Regions from separate parts of the Mus musculus genome. Here region 1 is linked to region 2. A link is a loop called in an ENCODE intact Hi-C map of the cell type or tissue named here. Cell type or tissue: gastrocnemius. All regions are shown on one strand.

Evidence for each region. Peaks named below come from ENCODE experiments on the same cell type or tissue, not always from the same donor. Only the 100,000 strongest peaks of a DNase experiment are listed, where the experiment ranks them.
Region 1: it touches region 2 in a loop (2.5-fold over the local background); 3 of 42 quality-filtered maps call a loop at or near these places.

What each region holds. Positions count from the first base shown.
Region 1 is chrX:98,214,004-98,222,003 of GRCm38, reverse strand. All of the region lies in intron 1 of Ar (androgen receptor), which reads right to left. Among named protein-coding and RNA genes, the nearest start is that of Ar, 69 kb to the right of the region's middle. In gastrocnemius, no CTCF peak of the experiment used is centred here; no DNase peak of the experiment used is centred here; H3K27ac peaks cover 1,802 bases.
Region 2 is chrX:98,144,287-98,152,286 of GRCm38, reverse strand. Ar (androgen receptor) reads right to left here and starts at 3,530. Exons shown (of 8, transcript NM_013476.4): 1 at 953-3,530. The coding sequence starts at 2,505. In gastrocnemius, no CTCF peak of the experiment used is centred here; DNase peaks (open chromatin) are centred at 1,659, 2,184, 3,158, 3,464 and 1 more place; H3K4me3 peaks cover 4,122 bases; H3K27ac peaks cover 4,077 bases.

The DNA of each region.
Region 1 (8,000 bases), 70 kb before region 2:
ATAGATACAGACATGCAAGTAAAGCTGGCCCTCCAGAAAGTCTGTCCACAATGAAAGTGGAGTCAACTAAGTAAAAACAGTGAGTCATCCCATAATCATGTACACATCTCTAGAAACTAGGAGGCAATTCCAACTGTGTTCTCTCTAATACCGGCCACTGGAAGAAACTTTTGGGAATACTTGAGACTGTGACCTTGGTATTTTCCAATACATCAAGATTCCTACCAAACTTGTTCCTAGCAAAGGAAATGTAATCAGTTTTAGACCACAAAATCCCCTTTTTACACTGGTAACTAAGGAGATAAAGTGATGGATTGTTATTTTAAATGCTGCAACAACCAACAGCAACACTGTCTTGCCCATTATAACATAATCTAGAGACCTAGTTGTAAAAGATCTTTCCTCAAATGGTAGACAGAGGAAGGCTGCATAAAACGCATTGTACTATAAGCATAAACATATTAAAGAAGACTTAGTAGGAAGGCAGGGCAGAGGAAGGAATAAGGGGAGAAATAATTAACATTAAGGACCTTTTGAAAAATTCTACTACTATTGAAACTTCTTAAATGCACCTATACACGTGTATAAAATCATTAAAATATGTAGTTATCCTATACTCAGATTCCAATTTCTCCATTTTATGCCACCAGTTCACAAAACTCACAGTAGCAGAAACAGGTTATTTGTTTTGGAGTCTTTGCCAGTGGGTTGTCATAGACCCCTAAACATTACACGCTATTGGTAATGCTCTTGACTATCTTCCAGAACTTGACAGTTTGACCCCGTTGAGGAACAGACCACACCCATGAACCATATATCATGAAGAACTTGAGCTTGTGCTGACCTGAAAGTTTCATCCCTACTGACTAGCTTTTATAGTGCTAGAAGGTGTTAAGTGCTAGAAGGCATGATTCCAGAAGATAAAAGTGATCATTTGTCTTATTCAGCTTTGAATGTTGTACGCTACAATAATAACATGCATGGCAAGACATGCCCATTGATGAAATACTGACAGAAATATCATGGAAATTATAAGCACTTTATGATTAAATTTATGACCTGTTCCATAATACCTGGCACCATTTTCCTAGCTACAAGTCTGTGGCTACACAAGGAATAGGCCACAGGGAATAAACTAATGCTATTTTGCTAAGTGGACATAGTATTAAACCAATTCACATGGAGTTATCATTATGTACATAGATAAGTATATCTTTTCTCTCTTGTAATGGGTGATGATTAATACAGAAAGCCACAACTGGTCAAGGTGCAGAAAATAAGAGAATGTATAATGCTCAGCTCCAAATACCTATCATATCCTTCCTCCAAAGTCTCTGGAGTCATTAAGGGAGAAAGGGTAAAAAGACTGACTGTATGAGCCAAAGAACAGAGATGATGGATTCAAGAAAAGCAAAGCTGTTGTAAATATTAACTCACAGCATTTATAACAACATGTACAAGTTCTATACAAACATCCCAGCATGGGAAAGGGCAGATAGGACAAAATCTTATCCCCAATTAAGAAGCCACTGGCAATTGAGAGCTGCTGGGAGATGGGGATTCATTTTTCATTACGGATGTGATCAAGCGTTAGTGGATAGCCACATAGCCAAGAGTACAAACTAGACTTGATGGTTGAAAAATGATACACAATTGACTGAGTCAGGTAGATAGGTGGATCTCTGGGAGGAGCATCAATGTGGTCCAGATATGTTGTACAAAATGCTTCATGAACTATCCAAAAGCTATAAAGAATCTATTTTAAACTTTAAAAGAGTGAAAATATAAACAAGGAGTAGCCTGATTACCTAAATTTCTCCAGCTGATAGTTGAATATATATGCACATAGTAAAATGTTTTTTTCTTTTTTTGTTTTTCAAAAATGTATTGTATATATCCACTGTATATGATACTATGTTACAAGTAATATTTTCATGTAAGTATATATTGCATATTAACTGTTGATGAATTAGAATATTTTAGTATGAAAGTTTATAAATAGTATTTTTAAAATTACAAAATACCTTATTACTGTGATCTTAAGACACCAAATAGTACCGAATATAAAATGTGAGAACCCTGTTTCTGCCCCACTCAATTTCATTTTCTTTGCATAAAGGATGTCCCTTTAACAACCTAAAGCATATTTTATCATATTTGTTGTAAATGCGTAAACATATGGTTATATGTACTTTTAAATATGGCAATTTCTTTTTACAAATGTTTAACAATGAAAAACTTGTAGTTTTCACATCACTATAGAATACTATATACTTATATATACTCATCCTTGATTTAGAAGCTACATAAGGACTCCTCATGACAATTCTTTGATTTATTCATCAACTTCCCTAGGCAAAAGCATGTAAAATTTGAACTTAAAAGTAAATAAAGCTTTTTTTTTTCTGATATCCCATTTAGCTCCAAAGTTATTTTTCAGTATATTAATCAATACTGTAAAATCTCTAAGAGCAAAATATACATTTAGTTCTTTGTGGTAGAAATTGGCTTTAAATTGAATTAATTTGTCAAATAGAAACATTTTGAACTCTTATTATTTGTACTATAAAGTAAATACTGATTCAACCATCAATTAACTTTAAGATTAGGCACAGGGCTAGGCAGAGGATAGAAAAATGTTCCTCCCTTCCTCACCTCAAGAGCAATCCTAAGTGGAAACAGATAGAGGTTTTAACCTTTCCAAAAAATGTTGATGATTTAATAAATGCCTAAATGCAGACCTTCAAACTAGCTCCTGAATCAAATAAACTCATTGTACTAGCATAAAGAAAAAACAACCAGTTTATCCTTATAATACAGTATACACACACACACACACACACACACACACACACACACACACACACACACATTCAGTCTAAATGCACACACACATTGGCTCCAGAAGATCGAGTTGAATTGGTAGTTACTACAACCACAAGTAGATAAAAAGCCAGTAGTGGAACACGTAGTAACTCCGCTTACTCAAATATAAATATAAATTTAAATATAATGAATGTCTGTTTCTGGTTTATTTGTGATCTTCTTCTGGCTAGTTACCTCTACCTTTATTTCCACCCCCTCTCTCAAATACTCCCTCAACCTAGAGGCTATTTAATAAACAGCATGGTTTCAAATTAAGTTCTTTGATGTCCCAAATTCTACTCCATCTATCATGAGGCCTCTGAAGAAATGCTTGGTAAATAGAAAGGATCATGCTTGTTTTGAAATCACACAAAAGCATTTTCCACATCAATATCTACCACTTGCAGGAAAAAAGAGAGAGTGAGAAGGAGCAGATAAAAGAAATGAGAGGAGGAGAGGCAAAGGCAGCATAAGAATGTGCCTAAGAAGAAGCTTGGAACCAAATAATTTTATATTAATGAAATGATATTTGAACTAGTTTCTAAGGATGAGTAGTACCCTTATAATATTTAAACTTAAACTGATGAAATCCCTAACTACACTTTTACTCTCTGTCCTTATTCTCAGGGATAAGTGAGTCCTCACCCCTCATAAAGGAAACTTCATTTTGCAACAGAAACTGTTACAAAAAACAACAAACAACCAAAAATGCAGAGTTGTGAAGCTCAGTCCTAATAGATACAAAACATTCCTGCAAGTAGGCCTCAGGGAACATTGTAGAAGACGGGCCAGAAACATTCAAGGAACTGGAGAATAATGGACTTTGCTGTGAAATTGTCTCTTATAATGTCAAAAGCTATACCCATAATATTTTGTCAACATGACTGTCTAAATGTAAGCCGAACAAGGATATCAAAAATAGATGTAATAATATGGATGAGTAAGGCTCCGGGAGCTTCAACACATACAAATTATAATCTCAGAAGTAGATTTTTAAAATATCAAAGAAATAAACAACTGTTTTGAGTTTGCGGTGGCAGCATTAATAATGAGATTTTCAATCTCTTATAATAAAGAATAGATGATGGCTACCTTCACTATTGTCTATTTGTATCCCTATGAACCAGCACTCTAGATGTAAAAAAATATTATATATAAATATGTGAACGCATTTGTTCAAAATGAACAGATGCCATAGATTTCTCTTATATGTTTAAAGTAGCATTAAAATAGAAAATGTGAAAGTAGAGGAGAGATCATAGGAGGTGACAAGAGAGGGGAGTATAGTATAGAATATGATCCAAGTATATTATATAATACCATGGAGAATCCAATTATTTTATGATATTAATGTTCACTAATAAAATTAGCAAAACAGTGCATTGAAATAAGTAAGAAATATCAATATAAAATAATCCAAAACAACCCAAAAATTATTTTCTCTTTCGTTTGTGTACATGTGCTATATGTTTGTATTCATCTGTGTGTATGAATATATATGTATGTATGTATGTATGTATGTATTGCATATATGTGTAGAGACTAGGGGTTAACAGTTTCATTCAATCACTGTCCAAATCAAGTTTTGAGATAGAGTCTCTCTCTGACCTGGAGCATACTTATTTGGCTAGGCTAGCTTGGTAAGCACTCCAGGAATCCACACATCTCTATCTTCCTAGTAGAAGAATTTGCTAATTAAAATAAAACTAATTACTATCATTTCCTGCAAAATCAAAAGGAAATATTTTTTGACCATGGCTATTTAGCAAATTTTGTATTGAATCAAATTCATTTAATCTCAATTTTTAAAATTCATGTTCATATGAAATAATGCTAGGCAATAAAACTACTTAACATCCTTCAACCAGCATTAACAAAATTCAGTGCAGTTATCATGATTGTTACCCTTTCCCCATTTCAAAGGTTAATAGTCAGAGGTTCAAATGGAAAATTAGATGCCTAAGTTCTGCAACACTAGTTAAGCTGCCAGTTAAGACACTCGAGAACTCAAAACATCATTCAAATGTTGTATTCATGCAATAGGTTGACTTTAACCAAATTTATGCTATATTTAGTTAAATATATTCAACTAATTTTTATCGAAAAACAATCCATACCAAATTAGAGAGTGGTAGTTGTATAATTCTAATTTCACTTTTATAGCTAGCCATCCAGAAATAATCTAGCTTAACTGCAGAGGGCATCTACAGTTTCTAGGCCATGACATGAAAAGGTCTCTCTATAAAAAGGATAAGGCATCTAGTCGCAGAAAAGTAGTTACTAGAGTCAGTCCACAGGGCAGTAGGAGAGAACAGTGCTTTCTTCAACTTCATGCAGCTCTAGTAAAACCTGCATTTCTACTTGTCAAGGAACCCAAAAGTTTGGCTAGAAAAGAGTATATAATAACAGAGTCCAGGTTAAAAAAAATAGGATGTTAATTTTGGATGACCTGAGGATTTAAGAATCCCAAGATTATATATGTTCTTCATATATATGTATATGTGTGTATATATATATATATGTATACACACACACACACACACACACAATTTTTTGGACTGAACACCTTGAGCAGTAAAAAGTGTGTGGAGGGAGGTGTGGGCACCTGTAGGTCTGTAAGTGGGAAACAGCCACAGCCATCACTTCAGTGTTGTGTACAGCTGCTTTGGAAAACAGTAAAGCAGCTTTGACCGAGGAAATATGTCTTATAGAGCCTGAAATGTTTACTAGACTTGCCACTCAAAAAAAAAAAAAAAAGCTGACTCCTGTTCAAGGCAATTAACAGAGGCTCTTCCTACATTTCAACAAAACTGCTTTCTGAACAAGTTGCTACACTAAATAAACCTCTTCATGGTTATGCAATCAGAGCAAACTACTTAACTGTTTCTATCCCTGTAGAATGGGTGGGATCTCATCTGCATACTTTTAGTGTTTGGCATATGGTGCCTAGAGAGATAGGGAAAGTTAGACCTGCTTTTCATAAAGGGATTTTCACTTTTCAGTGCAAATCAGGGATTGCTTTGTGTTCTGACCTACCTGAGAAACCATTCCTTATGATTCTTCAAGTGAATGTACTGTGGCTATGATCCAAACAGTTTCTCTAGAGAAATGGCTTATAATTTCTATCACTTACCTCCATGTGCTTAAAACCAGTGTGATAAGATCATGTAGCATGATAATCTAATTATCTATCTGAGTAGCTTCTTATGGATTAGGAGAACTCTCTATACATACCCTGAACACAAGAAAGAAGGTAGACTCCTCAAAAATATACAGTATACTTAAGGAGAGGTCTTGGTTTAATAGCCAAGAAAGGCCAAAGTATATTTTAAAAGTTATTTCAAAACTAAGATATTCAAAGTAATTTAACATAGAAGCTTAAATACCAATTGAATGTTGTTTCTTGTCTATTATTAAGTTAAATAACAAAAATTAATCATAACAAAAAGTAAAATGCACTGCCTAGAAGACAAACAAATGAAGTAGGGTCTCAAAAAATTCTTTAATCCTGGGAGGAAAGAGGTAATGATGATATTTTACACAATTATGCAATTTTCATGTTTAGAAATTCTTTAAGACCACACAATTTAGCAAGAAAAGAGACCATATAGGCATGTTAACTGATTTGACTGACATTGATCGAGCTGAAGAGTGGTTCTGCATTTCCTAGTCTACTGAGTTGCTGAGGTCCACAGTAAGGGAATGAAGGGTTAGTTCAGTCTTTGCTGTTGGGTCCATCTTGTTCTAGTTTCTTTCTTCTTGCTGTGACAAACACCACAACCAAAAGTAGCTCGGGGGGATGAACGAGTTTACTTCATATTATATGTTATTGTCCATCATTGTGGGGAGTCAGGGCAGGACTTAAGTAGGAACTCAAAGGAGAAACCATAGAGAAATTTCACTTTTGGCTTGCTCTCTGGTTCTGTTCACTGGGTAATGGCTAGCTAGCGCCACATTTCCCCCCCCCCCCCCATATCTCAGGACTATCTGTTTCATATGTTGCCACTGACAGTAAGCTGGATGCTTCAACAATCAATTAATAATCAAGACAATCCCTCAGAGACATGTTCACAGACAAGCCTGATCTAGGGAATTCGTTAATTGAGGTTTCTCCTCTCAAAGATTTTTAGACAAGCTAGTAATTAAGGCTGACTAAGACACTTGAGAACTGTGGGATGTTTAGTAGAATGTTTGGTTTTAACTCAATGGAAGCCAATAACATCAGGCCTTGAAAAACACAACTCCAGACAAATGCCTGGAGTAGGAGAAAAATAACTACTCAACTAACTATTGCAGTGGTTGCCTAGTTTGATTTAGTTACCTTCTTTAAAATATCTTGAGTCCAAAAGAGGCTTTTTTCCCATTTTATGAATAATTCACACATATGTACATGTATCCAAATCATATCTGCTTCCCCACTTCCCTTTCATGCATCCGAATCATATCTGTCCCCTTCCCTTTCATGTATCCGAATTATATCTGCCCCCTTCCCTTTAATCTATTAGAATCATATCTGCCCCCTTCCCTTTATGTATCCGAATCATATCTGCCCCCTTCCCTTTCATGTATCCGAATCATATCTGCCCCCTTCCCTTTCATGTATCCGAATCATATCTGCCCCCTTCCCTTTAATCTATCTGAATCATATCTGCCCCCTTCCCTTTATGTATCCGAATCATATCTGCCCCCTTCCCTTTATGTTTCCGAATCATATCTGTCCCCTTCCCTTTAATCTATCTGAATCATATCTGTCCCCTTCCCTTTCATGTATCCTAATCATATCTGCCCCCTTCCCTTTAATCTATCTGAATCATATCTGCCCCCTTCCCTTTATGTATCCGAATCATATCTGCCCCCTTCCCTTTCATGTATCTGAATCATATCTGCCCCCTTCCCTTTCATGTATTCGAATCATATCTGCCCCCTTCCCTTTAATCTATCAGAATCATATCTGGCCCTCACACTTCCTTTCAGTGTCTTCTAGGAGCCTCTTCATGTTTCACCTTCCTTCCAGCTATAGGGGTAACACTAACTGGACTAGTTGTAAAATATTAAAAAATATATTTTTCTTTTTTATTGGAAATAGATACATCCTAACCAGTTTCCCATGACTCATAGTACCCAGAGAAAAACAA
Region 2 (8,000 bases):
GTTCTGTTCTGTTTGTAACACTTGTGAGTCAAACTTAAACCTGCTCAAACTATCATTTACAGTACATTTCTTTTCTTTACAGGTCTGGTGCAAGCCCCAAACGGAGACTTTCTGATGTATTCTAATCTACAGAAAGTAAAGACTTTTCAAGAGAAAACTGGCCCACACAAACAGTCAGCCCATGCTGAGAAATAGTGAGAGTAAACTTTGCCCGGCGTTTACCACTAAAGTAACCCCATCTACCTGCTCTAAATGTGCCTTGTTGAATTCTCAAGGCTGACCTCTAACCGGAGAGCAAGTCACTGGTGACTTCCTGGGAAAGAAAACTGCGTCTTTCACCCCGAAGTCCCTTAGCAACCAGATGCGGCTTTTCTTTCTAGGAGAATTGAGAATTCTATTATCTCTCTTTGAAGGATGCGGGCCGAAAATCAGGTTTCTGCTTTTATTTCCCTTTTCTTATGCCAAGACCATTCACTTCACGGGTCTGGAAGGTGATTACCAACAGACCCAAAGACAAGAAACTCCCTACATGTCTGATCGTGTTTCCAGAACTTTGAGGAAAAGAATGAAAAACCGTGAAGAGCTTACAGGCGTCATTTCTGAAAATGGCCCATGCAATTGATTTAAGTTTGGAACTCATAGGATTTGAAATATCAGAAAGATCTTAATGGAGGAGTTTAGAAAGCTAGGGGAATTGGAGGGGAATCTCAAAGAGCACGTATTAGCACCCCGGAGCGCAGCAAAGATTCCCTGGGCTTAGGCGGAACATTTCACAAGATGACAGTCCCCACGAGGGCTCCAGATGTAGGACAGACCTTCCTATAGAACTAGTCTGAGCTGACTTAGGATCCTTCCGATTGTTCTATTGGGCGGGAGTCCCTAGATCCCACAAAATGCAAACTGCTTACTCTGTGCCCTTGGTCAAAAGGAGGCATTTTTAGTATAAACTTACCGCATGTCCCCATAAGGTCCGGAGTAGTTCTCCATCCAAGGTCCCATTTCACTTTTGACACAATTGGGACTGGGATAGGGTACTCTGTTCACAACTCCACCAGGATACCACACTTCGGAGGCAGAGTAGTCACTCTCCTGGCTTGTCAGCCCCTGAGGGGGCCGAGTGTAGCCATAGGGGGCTACAGGCCCGGCATCGCTTGGGCTGCTGCTGCCGCCCCCGCCTCCTGGCCCATATAATTGGCCTTCTTCAGCTGTGAAGAGAGTATGCCAGGAAGAAGAGGTGGTGGCTGGGGGCGATCCAGTGCTGGGCCCGGCTACACTCCCTCCATGTAGACTACCCAAGTCCCCATAGCGGCATTGCGCTGCCGCCGCAGCCCAGGCGCTGCCGTAGTCCAATGGGTTCTCCAGCTTGATACGGGCGTGTGGATGGGTAGGGGGCGGGGGGTGCGGCGGCCCGGACAGAGCCAGCGGAAAGTTGTAGTAGTCGCGATTCTGGTATGCTGCTGCCTCGTCTAGTGCTCCAGATTTATACAGAGACAGAGAGGACGGGATCTCAAGTGTCCCAGAGCTACCTGCTTCACTGCTGCCAGAGCACCCCAAGCTCTCACCTTCCAATCCTTTGGCGTAACCTCCCTTGAAAGAGGAATACTCAGCAGTCTCTTCAGTGCTTTTGCCTGGGCCTTCGTCCAGGGGAAGACCTTTGCATTCGGGCAGCGGCGCACAAGGAGTGGGACGCACCGCGGGTGGACCTCCCAGGAGCGACGCGTACATGCAGTCTCCCCGAAGCTGTTCCCCTGGACTCAGATGTTCCAATGCTTCCACACCCAATCCCATGGACACAGACACTGCTTTACACAACTCCTTGGCACTGTCAGATATGGTTGAATTGCCCCCTAGGTAACTATCCTTGGAGGAAGAGGGAGCCCCCGTGGCCTCCCTGGCTCTTGCGCTGCTGCCTTCGGAGATTACCTCCTGCTGCTGTTGGTGCTGTTGGTGCTGCTGTTGGTGCTGCTGCTGTTGTTGCTGCTGCTGAAGAAGTTGCATGGTGCCGGCCTCGTTCAAAATGTCTTTAATGTCGGCGGAGCAGCTGCTTAAGCCTGGGAAAGTGGGGCCCAGCAGGGACAACGTGGATGGGGCAGCTGAGTCATCCTGATCTGGAGGAGCTGGTGGCTGCTGCGGCAGCCCCTTGCCAGGAGCGGTGGCCGCCCCAGGCTCGGGGAGGCAGCTGCTCTCAGGGTGGCCCTCGGAGGCTGCCTGCTGCTGTGAAGGCTGCTGTTCCTCCTCCAGGGCCAGGTAGCCTGTGGGGCCTCTGATGTGGGCTTGAGGAGAACCATCCTCAGTGTGCTGCTGCCGCCGCCGCCGCCGGGGGCTAGTCTCCTGCCTCTGCTGTAAACAGGCGCCGGGAGGTGCTATGTTAGCGGCCTCAGGGTGCCTGGGGCCCGGGTTCTGGATCGCTTCGCGCACGCTCTGGAACAGATTCTGGAACGCTCCTCGATAGGTCTTGGATGGGGGCCGTGGGTAGACCCTTCCCAGCCCTAACTGCACCTCCATCCTTGAGCTTGTCTGTAGCTTCCACCGAATTCCCTTATCCTGCCTCCTCGTCTCTTGCTCTGAAGAGTTCTCCTGACTGATGATGTAGTATCTGCAGCTAGCTGCCCACCTGCGGGAAGCTCCGGGGAAGAAAACTTGCAGGAGGGGGGGTGGGTGGGGGGAGTGCCCAGATAACCTCAAAGTCTCCAGTAAAGGAAGGCACGCGCAAGACAGGATCTGCCCTGCTACTTACACAGTTTGTCTCTAAATACTTGAAGAACAGATTAAAAGATGCTCAAACCTTGACGGGAGGGAAAAGGGGAAATCCTCTGCCTTCCAAATTCAAAGTCCACTGAAGCAGGTGCAAATAAGAACTGGGCTATTTTCTTTTTGTTTTCTTTTAGCTTTTGTTTTGCTTTCGACTACTGAAACCCTAGCTGCCTTTTCATCTTTTCATTTCTAACACCACACACAGGGTGAGGGGCGGGCAGGAGGAGGTGCAGGGGCGAGAACCTGGAACCAGGGACTCTCCTGGGCGTGCTGTTGCTCCTCAGTCTCTGGGCTCCCAAAAGCCTTCCTTGCAATGTGCAACAAGCTCCCCTACTCTCAGCCAAAGGGAGTTTACCTCTGTGCAAACTGGCTGGCAGAGCTGGGGGTGTAGGGGAGAGGGTTGGCCAGAAAGCCTGCCTAGTCAGCTCCTGGAGAGGGGACCCAGGAGGGGGTAAGGGTAGAGGGGAAGAGGACAAAGGCAGCCGTAGTCCTACCGGACACTTTCCTTGCTTCCTCTGAGTCTCCCGCAGCTTTTAGAAACTTCACCGAAGAGGAAAGGGCAGCTCCTGGGCGGCGGCTTCGAAGCCGCCGCTCTGCAACAGGCGTTGGCTGTCGCTGGGCTGGGGCTGGCGTGGTGCGTCCCTTAAGCTTCTGTATGGCACTGGAGTGGCTAGCTCAGTCTTTTCCCCTCTGATGCCCTCTCAGCCTCCAGGTTTGCTCCGGACCCTCTGGTTCTCCCAGCAGGCTGGCTCCTAGGGATCTCCGAGGGGGCGCTGGGAGGTGGAAAGCAAATGCAACAGTTTGTGAGTCGGTCCCGCCCCCGCAGGCCGGCCTCTCTGCCTTCCCACCTCCTTTCTCTCTCCCCTCCCCTCCCCTCCCCTTTCCTTTTCTCCCCTCCCCTCACCGCAAGCTAGCGCAGAGTGGCTTTAGAGAACGTAGTGCTGGCGTAGTATGGTTGAAGGCTGGAATGACTCACTGTAGCCTTTGAAGACCCCTCTTCCCTAAATACCACTTGTTTTTCGGAACCGGGCTTTAGGCTCCAAAGCAGAAGCGATTTTTAACAGACAAGTCTACCGGCTCCCCAGGAGGTTAGCACAGGCAGAATTTCATTCCTGAACCCAATCCCAAAACAGACTCTTGGAGGTTGGAGGAGGAAGAGGCATTAGAAGTACCAGCTACCAATTGCTCTTAGGTATTCCCTCCCCGCTCCCCCCAGGGCCCACCAGGACAAGCAGAAGGGAGAGTCTCCTGACATTAAAGAACAAGCTGCAGTCAAAGCAACTCTTGCTGAAACCTTTGAGATCCTCCTGTAGGATAGCTGGGAATTCCTGACACCAAGCCATTTGATCTGGGAATTCTGGGCCCAAGAAGCCCATGGTGGTCATTTCTACCTTATTCCCAGCCCTTCTTTCTGTTGGGAATTACCTGTAATTTATACGTTTTATTTCTTCAGACATGCACAGGCAAAAATCATCCAGAAAAGTGGGCAAACACAAATGTCAAAAACACTTGTCATGCATACACGAACCTTTGATTTTGTCCAAAGCGTTGTTTGTATAGAATCCTTTAGATGTCTAAATTGTTTGCACTTGAAAACCCTTACCTTTGGTAGAGGAATCACAGAGGGATGATCTTTCTTTTGATGGACAAGTAAGAGTGAATGAAGATGATGTAGGATACTCCCAACTGTAGGGACAAGTATGCAATAGAAAGATGGAGACTAGACCTATACAGAAAATGTCCTTAGAGAAAGGTTGTAGACCCCATCACTTGTAAATGGCTTTAACCTCTGGATCTGTCCCAGCAGGCACATGAGTGCATTTGTTTTGTGAGACTCACGGTGTTCTTATTTGTTTTGGGGGGCATTGTTTTATCTTTCTTTCGAGACAGGGATTTCTTTTGTACCCCAATGATCCTTCTGATTCAGCTTTTCAAATACTGGCGTTGGTGGAGTATGCAATCACACTAGCTATTTCCACATTTACAGGCTTCTACAGTTGGGGGGGGGTGCTTTATCCATTGTACTGAGAGTTTACCTTTATTGAAGGAGTTAACTGAAACCTCAAGGGGGAAAAGAAGTATGCATGATCAACTCTGCTTCACAGATAAAGAAGGGAAGCAAGGACATTGTTGTATTTCCCATATTAGCAGAACATAAACTTTCCAGGTTTTTTTTTTTTTTTTTCTACACTAGCTGTACACTCATCAGATCCACAACTCTTGGAAAACAGCATAAAGTAAACTTTTCTAACAAAATGACCTGAGAGTGCTTCCTCCTTCCCAGGTGAAAAATTATCTGCTGTGAGTAAGGCAGTTGAGGCCTTATTGTGCATTTGTTATTGCTTTTTTCTTAGTTTCACAAACCACTCTTTAGGATTAAAAAAAAAATAGCAAAGTTATTCAAAAGCTGTCCAACTGTAAAATGGGTAATTCTCAGTATTCTAGTGTAGGGTGCTGAAATGTGGATACTTTGAAGACCTTATTTTTTTATTTTTTAAAAGATTTATTTATTATTATATCTAAGTACACTGTAGTTGTCTTCATATGCACCAGAAGAGGGCGTCAGATCTCATTATGGATGGTTGTGAGCCACCATGTGGTTGCTGGGATTTGAACTCCGGACCTTTGGAAGAGCAGTCGGTGCTCTTAACCACTGAGCCATCTCTCTAGTCCCAAAGACCTTATTTTTGAATAGTCATTACAACCTCACATCTACCAAAGCTTTTGAATGATTTAGTCCAAGGGTATTGAATGAAGGGGCAAGGTGGTAGAATAGAATGAATATATGTCTTAGGGCCAGGAGAACTGTTTTTCTGTAGACCAACAGTGAAAGAGAACACTGAAAGGAAAATGGCCAAAGGAAAGAGGGAATGTTGTAGAGAGGGGGGAAGTGAACAGGAGAAAGAATTCTTGCCATAGTGGAAAGCACAATGAAGATTCCAACACAGGAGGAAGTGGTCTGAAGTGTAAGTTGCTTCCACAGCATCAACGTTGTCTTTACAGACATCCTCACAGAAAACTGAAGCTAAAAATACCTCCCCTCAGATGGCTGCAGTGACAGTGAAAACAGATCCAATGTGTAAAATCAATTTGTGAATAAGGAAGCATTCTAAAAGTTGGAAGGATCTCTCTTTACACAGAGAAACACACACACACACACACACACACACACACACACACACACTAGTGAAGGCCCAAGGACTACTGTGGTACTGTGGATGCCATTCCTCAGTCATCACCCAACATGTTTCTTTTATACAAGGTCTTTCACTGTCCTAGAATTCATCATCATGTAGGGTAGGCTGGTTGGTCAGTGAGTCTCAGAGATCTACCTGTCTCTGCAATGTTGGGGTTAAAAGTGTGCAGTGCCTTTCCCTAGCTTTTTATTTATGTGTGTACTGGGGTTCAAGCTTACGCCCTCAGGCTTGCTACTGAAACCTTTCCAGATTGAGCTGTTTTCTCGATTTTTTTTTAAACTCTAAAGTGAAACAAAATCTCAAAATGATATTATGATGGGGAGGATTGACTATTGTGGTCTCACTTGAACTTTGTACTCGGATGCCCATCTTAAATCTACTTTTCCTACTTAGCTTTCACAATCAAGAGACAACTGCTGAAGAACGTGATAGAAATTAGTACTTACACAATGTTTTTCTTTTGCTTCCTCCTACTCTTTTTTTTCCCCTTGAAATATTTTTAGCAGTTGAATAGAATCCATGGTGTTCTCCCAGGTCATTTGAGTTCATAGTAAGTTTCTCTACAAGTTCAGGGGGCTTTCAGAATGGAATCTTCCCTAGCTTTTGCTCTAGAAAACTAAAACAAGTAAACCTTTGGAAAATGGTGAACATTTACTTGCTCTTATGAGTATATTCTGAAATATTCCACAAATCTGTTTACTTCTCTTACTCTGGCTGCTTCCAATAGGGTTCAAGACACCCTAGGTTTCTGCCTGGACAACTTTTCATTCACCAGTCAGCCACTGATCAGGCAAATAGATTATAAGTAGCTTTATAAAGATAGAAGTTACATGCAACAAACCACGTACATTTAAAGCTGTACAAACTGCTAAGTTTTGGAATTTTTTTTGGCACCATATATTTATTATTTCCTATAATATTTAAGAATTACCTAAACATATACAAAATGTACAGTTACTAAAACAGCTAATTATTTCTTTCTTCCCCTATGAAAGGAAGGGGCTTTGCTGTTCTTACATGGCTAGAACCAAAATAAACAATGTACTTGCAATTGTAACATAAGTATTACAATGTTATTAGTAATCTTGGAGCCTTTGTTTTTTAAAGTCCATTTTACTTATTTATTTATATCATTTCCATTTTTTAATTTATTTATTACGTATTTTCCTCAATTACATTTCCAATGCTATCCCAAAAGTCCCCCATACCCCCCCCCCACTTCCCTACTCACCCATTCCCATTTTTTGGCCCTGGTGTTCCCCTGTGCATATAAAGTTTGTGTGTCCAATGGGCCTCTCTTTCCAGTGATGGCCGACTAGGCCATCTTTTGATACATATGTAGCTAGAGTCAAGAGCTCCGGGGTACTTGCAATTGTAACATAAGTATTACAATGTTATTAGTAATCTTGGAGTCTTTGTTTTTTAAAGTCCATTTTATTTATTTATTTATTTATTTATTTATTTATTTATTTATTTATTTATTTATTTATATCATTTCCAATTTTTTTAAATTAGGTATTTTCTTCATTTACATTTCAAATGCTATTCCAAAAGTCCCCCATACCCTTACACCCCCCCCACTCCCCTACCCACCTACTCCCACTTCTTGGCCCTGGTGTTCCCCTGTACTGAGGCATATAAAGTTTGCAAGACCAAGGGATCTCTCTTCCCAATGATGGCTGACTAGGCCATCTTCTGCTACATATGCAGCTAGAGACATGAGCTCTGGGGGTACTGGTTAGTTCATATTGCTGTTATTCATATGTGCATTTCCAGATAATAGTATCTTTATTCAAGATATATGTGAAGGGATTCTTTTGTGCTTATTTGTAGGTCTACCCATCCCTTCCACACTCCCACTCTGAATAATTTTTCTGTCAGTATAGATTCGTTTGCCTTTTCCCTCCAGAATTTATGACAATGAAATAATAAATATGTACTTTTTGTCTTACATTGTTCACTAAACATAATGTTTTGATATCTATCCAAACTCTTATATGGATTACTACATAATTCTCTCTTTATTGCTAAGTAGTTTTCCATTGTGTT